2 separate regions of the Homo sapiens genome follow, and region 2 is linked to region 1. Evidence: read pairs that join two places in POLR2A ChIA-PET (ENCODE). Cell type or tissue: Caco-2. All regions are shown on one strand. Each heading gives the region's core, and the rest is flanking DNA. Links, peaks and the distances in the headings are about the cores only. Region 1 overlaps DENND2B (DENN domain containing 2B). Region 2 overlaps SBF2 (SET binding factor 2).

Region 1 (5,375 bases), core at 77-5,076:
AATCTCAAGATGAAATGTACTAGCTCTAATTTTAACTTCGCATAAGCTCTCAGGGTTGTGGTTTTAGTGATGGTGATAGGGAGTGGTATGTTAACTGGAAAGAGAGGAAGCAGCCAGTAGGCAGGGGATGATTAGCTGATGGTGACAGCAATGAAACATCCCTCCAAGGTGAATACGGCAGATGCTTCTGGAAAAAGGAAACCAACTCTAAGCCTCACTTTTACCCTTCATAAAATGGAGTTGGTCCAGCTAACTTTTTTCTTTTTGGTAGAGATGGGGTTTCTTTATGTTGCCCAGGCTGGTCTCGAACTGCTGGTCTCAAGTGATCCTCCCGCCTCAGCCTCCCAAAGTGCTGGGATTACAGGCATGAGCCACCATGCTTGGCCCTATAAATTTAAGTCTATATTAATAGCATAACATTAGTGATGGTGATGATGATGATGATGATAAAGTCAATCTTGCCCCCAGGGCATCTACGCACACTGGCTCTAGTGAGATACTCTCTACCTGTATCAGCCCAGTGCCAAGTAAAGTGCTTGGCATATCATATTGCTATATGTACAACAGAGAAGGGAGAGAAAAGGCAACCTCTGGACATTTTCTCAGGCCAGTTTTCAGGGTCCTCAGGAAGCACAGTGCTATAGGAATCAACTTGCTAAGCATCAGTTTTCAACTGTAGCAATGATCACAGTAACCATCACCATCCATGAAAACAACATTTGACCTGCTCTATCAGTTCCAGGGCAGGCCCTTGGAGAAAAGGCAAAAGATTTGTGGCATGACCAGAAACTGAAACATGTTAAAAAAACATGATGAAAAACATATTCTTTCTTTCCCTGAATTTCTGCTTTCAGGAGGGTAGACTCACTGCTCTGAAATGCTATCATGCAGTTGTATATGAGAACACAGAGCCAACTTACTAAGAAAGAGAAATGTAGTTGACTCTGACATCTGGGTGGCTAAGAAGAAAAATCCTGTGAAGATGTAACCAAGAAAGAAGCAGAACAAAATTGCTTCCAGGCCCATGACAGGGACCCTTAGTCACATTTCTCCAAGAGTGCAGCTGCCATTCTCAGAAGTGGCCTGGGAATTCAGGCATCTTGAGCTGGCACTGCTGAGAACCTCACAGGGGCGCACTAGGTTAGAAACACAGATGCCTACTCACCAGCCTCCCCACCAACTGCTCTCTCTGGGCCAGGTCTATCAGGATCAGAGAATAATTTGGGACTTGAGGAGCTGAAGGCCAGGTTAACCCTTTACACCTGAAGCTCAGGCTTGAGGACTCTCAGCATTCTGGCTTCCTGGGCTACACCATTTCTCCCCACCTCCTACAAGCAGCCCCAGGCCCTCATCTATGCTTTTAGCCTGATATCCTGGCTAGTCAGACTGCAGGGAGAGAAGACACTCCTAAAGCAGAGGAAATGCCCATGGGAATGGAGCAGAGACTCAAGCATGATGAGAGGCTTCTTTGCTAGTTCCCAGGCCCTCAATGGCAAAGTCTAGGCAGAAACTGCATGTTTAGAAAAGGAAATTGTTCAATTAGCATATACCATCCATCCAAAGTTCCTCAAAAACACAGCTCTGACAAATTATAGACAACTATCTGAAGAGTAACAATCCAGAGAAAGGAATAGAATAAGGTACCTCTGGAACTTTTCTACAAACTGCATCCAGACAAACAGGCACAGTCGCAGGCCCCGAGGGGCAGTGGAAAAACACCTGCCTTGAGTCCAGCCCTGCCTCTGACAACTGCTAGTTATGTGACCTTGCTCCAGTGAGTGTCAAAGACTCACTTTGTCACTATAACAGCCATAATAGCAATATGACCTACCTCCCATGATTGCCCTGTCTGGCAATAGAAGCTTAAAAAATGTTTGTTCTTCCAGATCACACTTCCCTAGGTATTTGGAAGACAACCTCTCCATTCCCAAGTCTGAGTCATCTTTCAGACTCCCTAGTACTATCATTCCATTCACTGACCCTATGTGAGGCACTGTGCAAGGTGCTAGGATATTAACATGGAAGACACAGTCCCTGCCCTGGAGAAGCTAACTGTGAAGGGAGACAAGAAAGTAAAAAGTGGACTCCAGGAAGGCCTCATCAGAAGGTGACATTTGGATTAAGCTTTAATCTGTTACCCACAGTAAGGGGACCTAAGGAAAAGCAAAGGAGCATTTATTATGAGACACGCTGCTAGACTTTTAAACATGTAATTATAACAGCTAAAGTTACAAGCACTTCATGTGTATTAAGTCATTTAACCCTTTAACAACCCTGTGAGGTGGGTACTATTAATATTTCACAGGGTTAGTTACACTTTACCAAGGAAACCAAGATAGAGAGCAGTTAATTAGCTTGCTCCAAGTCACACGGCTAGAAAGGGGCAGGGATTTATGACCAGGTGGCCTGCACCAGCTCTGGGCCAGGACCCTGTACTGCCTCCAACTGTCTTCTAATTTAGTTCTCACCATTCTACAAGGTAGTGATAATACAGTCTCCTTTTTTCTGATTAGGAAATTTAAATTCAGAGAAATTAAATGACTGGACCAAGATCACTCACCTAGTGAAGGAACAGAGCAGGAATGTAGACCCAGCTCTGTCTCACTCCATTGTCCACTTATTTTCTTTAACATTGATGGGGTGCTTTAAAATGCAGAGTCCCAGGCCCCACCTACTGAACGGGAATCTGTGGGGATGGGGCCTAGGAATCTGCATTTTAGTAAGCGCTTTAAATCAAGCTTATATGCCCTTAAGTGCAAAAACTTGTGTCCCACAGCATGTTCTCTAGGGACTTAATGGAGTCACGACTCACCATCTTCCCAAGAATCTGCCTAGCTATGTGCAACTAAAAGATGGCACTCAGCCCCTCTTCCTCCTACCCCCATCCCATTAGCTTCTTCCACCACACAGAGAACCACTGGCCCTCAACCACAAAGGAACGCACACACCACGGGATCCAGTGAAAGCATTACCAATGGCTCATCTAAGCCATTTCGTCAGTCTCCAGGTGTGCTCCGTCTTCCTGTATTTTGAAATTACTCTTCCTGCCACCCACCCTGATCCCTTTGCTTGCTTTCTCCTCATTTCTAAGCTCCTGGGAAAAAGAGTTTATATCAGTCATACACTGGTGGTCTGCAGAAGCAAAAACATGTCTCACTTGGCCTTCCTTTTATTTTTAAATAATTTGAATTAGTTGTCAAGCTTAAGAAAGCAGGTGAATAGAAAGAAAAATTCAGATTCTAGCTTCTTTTGAAAAATGAGAAAATTTACCATCACTGTGTGCACTCCTATATGACAACAGTGGGCCAGAGCTGAGCACAAGTGGCCCAGTTAGATGCCGCGGCTCCCTCCACCGCAGCGCTGTGCCTCCTCATCCATGGCCTCCACCTGGTCCACTCGGCTCTAACCTGACCTCCCAACCAGCAGGTAAGTGTCGCAGCTCTCTAGCCTGCATCCCAGCAGGAAGGGTTAGGAGGCACGGCATTGGCAACAGCCACACAAAACCTCCTGGACGGCTGGGCAGGAGCAGTGCAGGGCACAGCCTCCTGGCTGCTTGAAACCCCCATCAATTCCCCTCACTGCCACAGGAGGACAGACCTCCCGGAAGGCTGACAGCTTTTGCTCAGTCCAGCCTTCACCAGACAACTCTCTACCATCCTGAGTGCCCTTTCTCCCTCTGACCCGATCCCATCACCTGATCCACAGAGGCTCTCTCAAAGGTCCAAGAAGGGACCGATGAGAGGTCAGTCTCTGAAGGGAGCTCTTTCTGAGGGGTGCCCCACCTCTAAGAATGGACCTTCCTATCCTAGAGCAAAAAACCTGTCTGTCCTTGTTTAGGTGACATTTCTAAATGTCTGTCTGATACTTTTCTGCAGGCATAAATGTGGATGTGACAGTATGCCTTGCTCTTGAAGCAGGAGACAGCTGAGCCCTGAGTGAAGAGGAAGAAATGCAAGCATTTGGAGGAAAGCCTCCCATTCTGCTGAGGTTAATGTCACCACTGAGAGGAAACGTAAACATTGCCCAGCACTCTGCTTTATAGCCGAGGTAAGAAGTCAAGATGCCCGAAAATAGGAAACCTCTCAACCACATGAGAGAATTTCTGCTACATCTATGTTCCACTACTCTCCTAAGCAATTCTGCTCACGTGGAAGTCAAAGTTTAGGCAGCAGCCTAAAGGGACAGAGAAGGTGGGAATGGGAACAGAGCTCTTGTGTGTGTTCTGAGAACATGGTGAGAGCCAGGAAAGGGCCAGCAATACAGTGACAGTATAGTGACCCAACAGTGTGCAGCTGTGGCCTGATTGCCCTGGGACCAACCTGCCTACTCATCCTGCCCAGCAAACATCTCCTCAGACCCTCTTTACCTTCTTGCCAACTCCTTCCTGCACCTCTCCTCATCCATGGGCCCTGGCCAAGGACATGAGGAACAGACTGGCAGCTCCCCAGAGGAGGGCTGCCAAGAGTCTCAGCAACCAATACTGGCCCTCAGATTCTAAGGAGCTTAACAAATGCAACTAAATCAGGATGATCCTTCTCCGCATGGGACTTCAACCTCACCCTCAGCACTTGTGTCTTCTGGATCCTCCCATCAGCCCCTGTTCTTCCTGAAGCAGCAAGGCCTCCTGCTAAATTCCTGTGGAAAAGCTCCCCTGCTTCCTAGAAAGAGCTAAGCTCACCAATGCTATAAGCAAAAGGCACAGCCCCTCTCTGCCTAACCTCCCGACAGATCGACGACTTGCCTGGTTCTCTAAGGGATAAAAGGGCTCCTAGAAACATACTAAGAACCTGAGCCCCTTTCCTTCTATCTTCTCAGTGCTGCCTCCATTCTCTCCCTGCCATACCTCCCTTCCCCTGACCTGCCCACACAACCCAGAGCCGCTGCAAGCTTCAGTAACCTTAGATTAAGTTCCTTGTAAGTACCCAAACCAAGATTCTCAAAAATGTGAGCTTTCGCCTGTAATCCCAGCACTTTGGGAGGCAGAGGCAGGAGGATTGTTTGAGCCCAGGAGTTTGAGACCAGCCTAGGCAACAGAGCGAGACCCTGTCTTTACTAAAAATAAAAAATTAGCAGGAGGTTGGTGATGCACACCTGTAGCCCCAGCTACTTGGGAGCCTGAGGTGGGAGGATCACTTGAGCCCAGAAGTCCAAGGCTGCAGTGAGCTATAATCATGACACTGCACTCCAGCCTGGGTGACAGAGTCAGACCCTGTGAGAAGAAAAAAAGAGAAGAGAAGAGAAAAGAAATACCAGGAAGGATTTTCTCAAGACTGTCCCATTCCCTACAAAACAGTAAACCCTTTTCTCCTTCACTACTTCTATACACATTGTAAATCTTAGATCTTCTCCATTCCAGCCCCAGGTCCAGAAAGCCC
Region 2 (5,375 bases), core at 101-5,100, 1.3 Mb after region 1:
CTCTCAAAGTCTGTGATAGCTATATATTCATCTTTTGCTTATTTTAAGTGTTTTATATTATTTTACTTAGGCTGATTAAAAAATATTTGCACTGAACTCCATTACCTATCTCTGTTTATTAAGTTTAGATGTAGTTATAGACTAGGGAGAACAGAGAAAATTGAAAATGTGTACATTAGATTCCCCAGAGTAATTTTGTTTTTGGTTTTTACATCAGACACACACAATTTTAAATACAAGTTTATCCATCTGAAAAGAGATTTCTTGCTTATAGCCAGGTCAATTTTGTTTACACATATATTAAATACAATTTGCTAAATATAGCCAATGTTAATAAGAATAGATTCATTTTACCCTCTGTATGTCTGGAATGGTTAAGATATAATAGTTTAAAAGTTACAGAAAAATATATTAATGTTTCCTTAATATTAGGGAGAACGTGTTAACATTTAAAGCTGTCAAACAATGGAATAAACTATGTCCTAGAGAATGAGAACCCCTTACTTCACAAATTAAACCAGAAGTTGGATGGCAATTTATCAGATATACTGAAAAAGAGATTCACAGAGAAGGCTAAAACTTGATAATCTCATGGCCTGTGCCACCAGACAGACAAGAATCTTGATCTGACTCTTAACTTAGGTTATAATTTTGGTAAATTACCTAATTTCTCTAAACCTCAGTTTTCCTTGAACACAAAATACATCATTACTGTCAAGATTAAGTGATATCATGCATGTAAACTGGTTAGCATTCTGCCTCAGACATTGTAAGTGATTAATAAACACTGTTATAGAATTATGACCAGTCACACAATCAGTACTCAAGTAATGAGTAACATCTTCACTACTACTGCTATTGCTATGTAAGAGAATAATAGGTAGTTGATATGGTTTGGTTCTGTGTCCCCACCCAAATCTTATGTTGAATCGTGATCCCAAGTGTTGAAGGTGGGGCCTGGTGAAAGGTGATTGGATCATCGGGGCAGATTTCCCCCTTGCTGTTCTTATGATAGTGAATGAGTTCTCATGAAATCTGGTAGTTTAAAAGTGTATAGCACTTTCCCCTTCATTTGCTGTCTCTCCTGCCACCATGTGAAAACATGCTTGCTTCCTCTTTGCCCTTCTGCCATGATTGTAAGTTTCCTGAGGCCTCTCTGCCATGCCTCCTGTACAGCCAGACTGTGGAACTGTGAGTCAATTAAACCTCTTTTCTTTATAAATTACCGGTCTTGGGTAGTTCTTTATAGCAGTGTGAGAACAGACTAACACAGTAATTGATGAATGCAACAGAGGACACCTCTAGCCTGAGACATAAAGGATGGGATCGTAGAGGAAACAGAAAACCATTTCTGGTAGTTTTTTTTTTTTTCTGCGAGTTGGCAAATTAGAGGCTTTGTTACCATAGCTCACCCACTCAGAAATAGCAAAATAGCATGTACAGATTCACATGGTGAACTTTCATCCAAGAAGAAACATGAGAGCTAAATATAAAAGCAAAAGAATAATTGAATACTTTGAAAAATACAGTGGGCATTAGGCTACGCTGTGGATCTGTGGTGGAAAACTGTGAGTGAATCACCAGTGTATGACGGGGGAGAGAGTATCTTACAATACATATTTCTACTAAGGAACGAGGCAATCCAGGCCACTGGGGAGCTCCGTGACCCTACTGAGAGCTAGATCTTAAGTTGGAGAACAGGGAGACTGTAAGAAGGAATGGCAGTAGAAAGTGCTCCATATGCACTCCCGTCTCCAACTACTGACAGAAGGCCATTCTTGATCCAACTAAGGGGGCTGCACGAAAACCAGCCAGCCAGCACAGGTGGCAGACACTGGTTTGGAGAATCTTCAGATCAGGACTTGCAATCCAGTCTCTAGTGGGACAGGAGCCCCTATGGCCAGAACTGAGAGGTGAGAATATGTGGGCTCCAGCTTTGGGTACAGGAGTTGGGCACTACCCGTTTGCAGCATGGGACCAGGAGGGGTGTGGCCTGGGAGCCATGTTTTTGTCTCAGGGAGGGAGCTTTGAGACCTGGGGCGATGTTACAATCTGAAGAAAGACTGCTTATAACTTGGCTGGCTGTATTAGCATACCACTGGCAGCAGGCCATGGGAGGGAGCCCTGCCAGGCTGAAAGCATGGACTTCAGGCAGGTCCCACTACTGCCTGCTAGGCTGTGGAACCAAAACTACCCTTCTGTCCCTGTATTGGCTCTTTGACACAGCACCAGTTGCTCTGCTCCTCCCTCGAGCATTGCCCCAGGGGCCTGAGAACTGCTTTCTGATCCTCCTTGGGGACAGCACTTGTGCTTGGTGTTGGGGATGCCGGAGCATGGGACTGTCCAGCCTAGCCCCATTTGGCCTTGCCTCCATCAACCTGCATCTGAGGAAGAGCTTGGGAACAGGGCCCCTGGGAGTTCCACAGCCTAGTCCATCACCTAAGACATCAGAGTACCTCTGGTTAACAAAGGTCAAGCATATTGCCACCACCTCAGCTGGATCTCGCATGCTAGCGCCACCTACTGGCTGCAAGGCCAACCTGCAGAGCTTATTACATTATCTGTTGATAAAATTGCATGGGGTTTGACCACTGCTCAAGGAAATAAAAGAGGACACAAACAAATGGAAGAACATTCCATGCTCATGGATAGGAAGAACCAATATCGTGAAAATGGCCATACGGCTCAAAGTAATTTATAGATTCAATGCCATCCCCATCAAGCTACCAATGACTTTCTTCACAGAATTGGAAAAAACTACTTTAAAGTTCATATGGACCCCAAAAAGGGCCCATATTGCCAATACAATCCTAAGCAAAAAGAACAAAGCTGGAGGCATCATGCTACCTGACTTCAAACTATACTACAAGGCTACAGTAACCAAAATAATATGGTACTGGTACCAAACCACATCTATACACCAATGGAATAACAAACACCACACATCTACAACCATCTCATCTTTGACAAGCCTGACAAAAACAAGCAATGGGGAAAGGATTCCCTATTTAATAAACGGTGTTGGGAAAACTGGCAAGCCATATGCAGAAAGCTGAAACTGGATCCCTTCCTTAAACCTTATACAAAAATTAACTCAAGATGGATTAAAGACTTAAATGTTAGACATAAAACCATTAAAAATCCTAGAAGAAAACGTAGGCAATACCATGTAGCACATAGGCATGGGCAAAGACTTCATGACTAAAACACCAAAAGCAATGGCAACAAAGCCAAAATAGACAAATGGGATCTAATTAAACTAAAGAGCTTCTGCACAGCAAAAGAAACTATCAGCAGAGTGAACAGGCAACCTACAGGATAGGAGAAAATTTCTGCAAACTATCCATCTGACAAAGGGCTAATATCCAGAATCTACAAAGAACTTAAACAAATTTACAAGAAAAAAACAAACAACCTCATCAACAAGTGGGCAAAGGATATGAACAGACACTTCTCAAAAGAAGACATTTATGCAGCCAACAAACTTATGAAAAAATGCTCATCATCACTGGTCATTAGAGAAATGCAAATCAAAACCACAATGAGATACCATCTCATGCCATTTAGAATGGCGATCATTAAAAATTCAGGAAACAAAAGATGCTGGAGAGGATATGGAGAAATAGAAACGCTTTTACACTAGTGTAAACTAGTTCAACCATTGTGGAAGACAGTGTGGTGACTCCTCAAGGATCTAGAGCTAGTAATACCATTTGATCCAGTGATCCCATTACTGGGTATATACCCAAAGGATTATCAATCATTCTAATATAAAGACACATGAACACATATGTTTACTGTAGCACTGTTCACAATAGCAAAGACTTGGAACCAACCCAAATGCCCATCAATGATAGAGTGGATAAAGAAAATGTGGCACATATACACCATGGAATACTATGCAGCCATAAAAAAGGATGAGTTCATGTCCTTTGTAGGGACATGGATGAAACTGGAAACCATCATTCTCAGCAAAGTAACACAAGGACAGAAAACCAAACACCACATGTTCTCATTCATAAGTGGGAGTTGAACAATGAGAACACATGGACACAGGGAGGGGAATATCACACATCAGGGCCTATCGGGGGTTTGGGGGCTGGGGGAGGGATAGCATTAGGAGAAATACCTAATGTAAATGACGAGTTGATGGGTGCAGCAAACCAACATGGCACACGTATACCTACGTAACAAACCTGCAGGTTGTGCACATGTACCCCAGAACTTAAAGTATAATAATAAAAAACAAATTTAAAAAAATTGCATGAGGTTTGAAGAACAGACAAGCTCTGTGTGACCTCTACTACCAACACCACACCCTGGCTACTCAGGAGGACTTGAACCCATTTGCTCAACCTTACATTATGACTGCAACTAGCATTTAAGAAATCCACCAAACTGAGGCTATTTATAACCAAGAAAATCATACATAGTCTATGCCACCAAATGCACCCATAAGCAAAGCCAGAGAACCCTACTCAACATACACCACAGATGCATCCTGAAGAAGAAAAAAAGTTACCTTTCAGTAAAAGTGAATTCAAAAATAAGAAGAAGCGACTGTTACCCCATATGCAAATGTATCAGTGCAATAATACTGGAAATATTTAAAAAAACACAAGATGCTATGACATCTCAAAGAAACGCCGTAATTCTATAGCGATGGAGCCTAACAAAAAAGAAATCTCACAACAATGTACAAGAGAAACCAGAAAACTAATGCAAAGAAATTAGAAAATAAATTCAGGATATAATTGAGAAATCTGCAAAGATACATACAACTACATCAGTATCTACATTTACAGGATATGACTGAGAAATTCACCAAAGATATCTACATCCCCCTATTTATCTATAAAGCCAAACCAAACTTTTGGAAATGAAAAATTTATTGAAGAAATTCCATAATACAGTTGAAAGTTCTGACAACAGACTAGACCAAATGGAAGAAAGAATCTCAGAAACTGAAGACAGGTCTTTCAAATTAATCCAGTTAGACAAAAGTTTTTTAAAAAAGGATTTAATAAACAAACAAAGCATTTGAGAAGTATGGAACTATAAAAACAAGACTGAACCTACAAATCATAGGTACTCCTGAGAAATAAAAAAGTTTGGACACCTGATTTGAGGAAATAATTATGGAAAACTACCTTATTCTAGCAGAAGATCCAGATATTCAAATACAAGAGGCTCCATGAACTCCGGAAATTACATTGCAAGAAAGAACTCACCATGACATAGTCATCAGAATGCCTATGGTTAACATTAAGAGGGGAAAAAAAATTCTAAAATCAGCAAGAGTAAAGCATCTAGTGACCTATCAAGGAAATCCCAAGAGACTAACAGTAGACTTCTCAGCAGAAACCTTACAAGCC

The links. Peaks named below come from ENCODE experiments on the same cell type or tissue, not always from the same donor. Only the 100,000 strongest peaks of a DNase experiment are listed, where the experiment ranks them.
Region 2: POLR2A ChIA-PET joins it to region 1 with 21 read pairs; 1 of 35 experiments calls an interaction of 5 or more read pairs at or near these places.

Annotation. Positions count from the first base shown.
Region 1 is chr11:8,755,402-8,760,776 of GRCh38, forward strand. All of the region lies in intron 1 of DENND2B (DENN domain containing 2B), which reads right to left. Among named protein-coding and RNA genes, the nearest start is that of DENND2B-AS1, 11 kb to the right of the region's middle. RefSeq lists an enhancer at 3,445-3,945. In Caco-2, for the core only: no CTCF peak of the experiment used is centred there; DNase peaks (open chromatin) are centred at 1,979 and 2,410.
Region 2 is chr11:10,074,542-10,079,916 of GRCh38, forward strand. The region is part of intron 2 of SBF2 (SET binding factor 2); the gene reads right to left. Among named protein-coding and RNA genes, the nearest start is that of SBF2, 220 kb to the right of the region's middle. RefSeq lists an enhancer at 2,125-2,730. In Caco-2, for the core only: a CTCF peak has its summit at 2,523 (motif pointing left); a DNase peak (open chromatin) is centred at 2,500.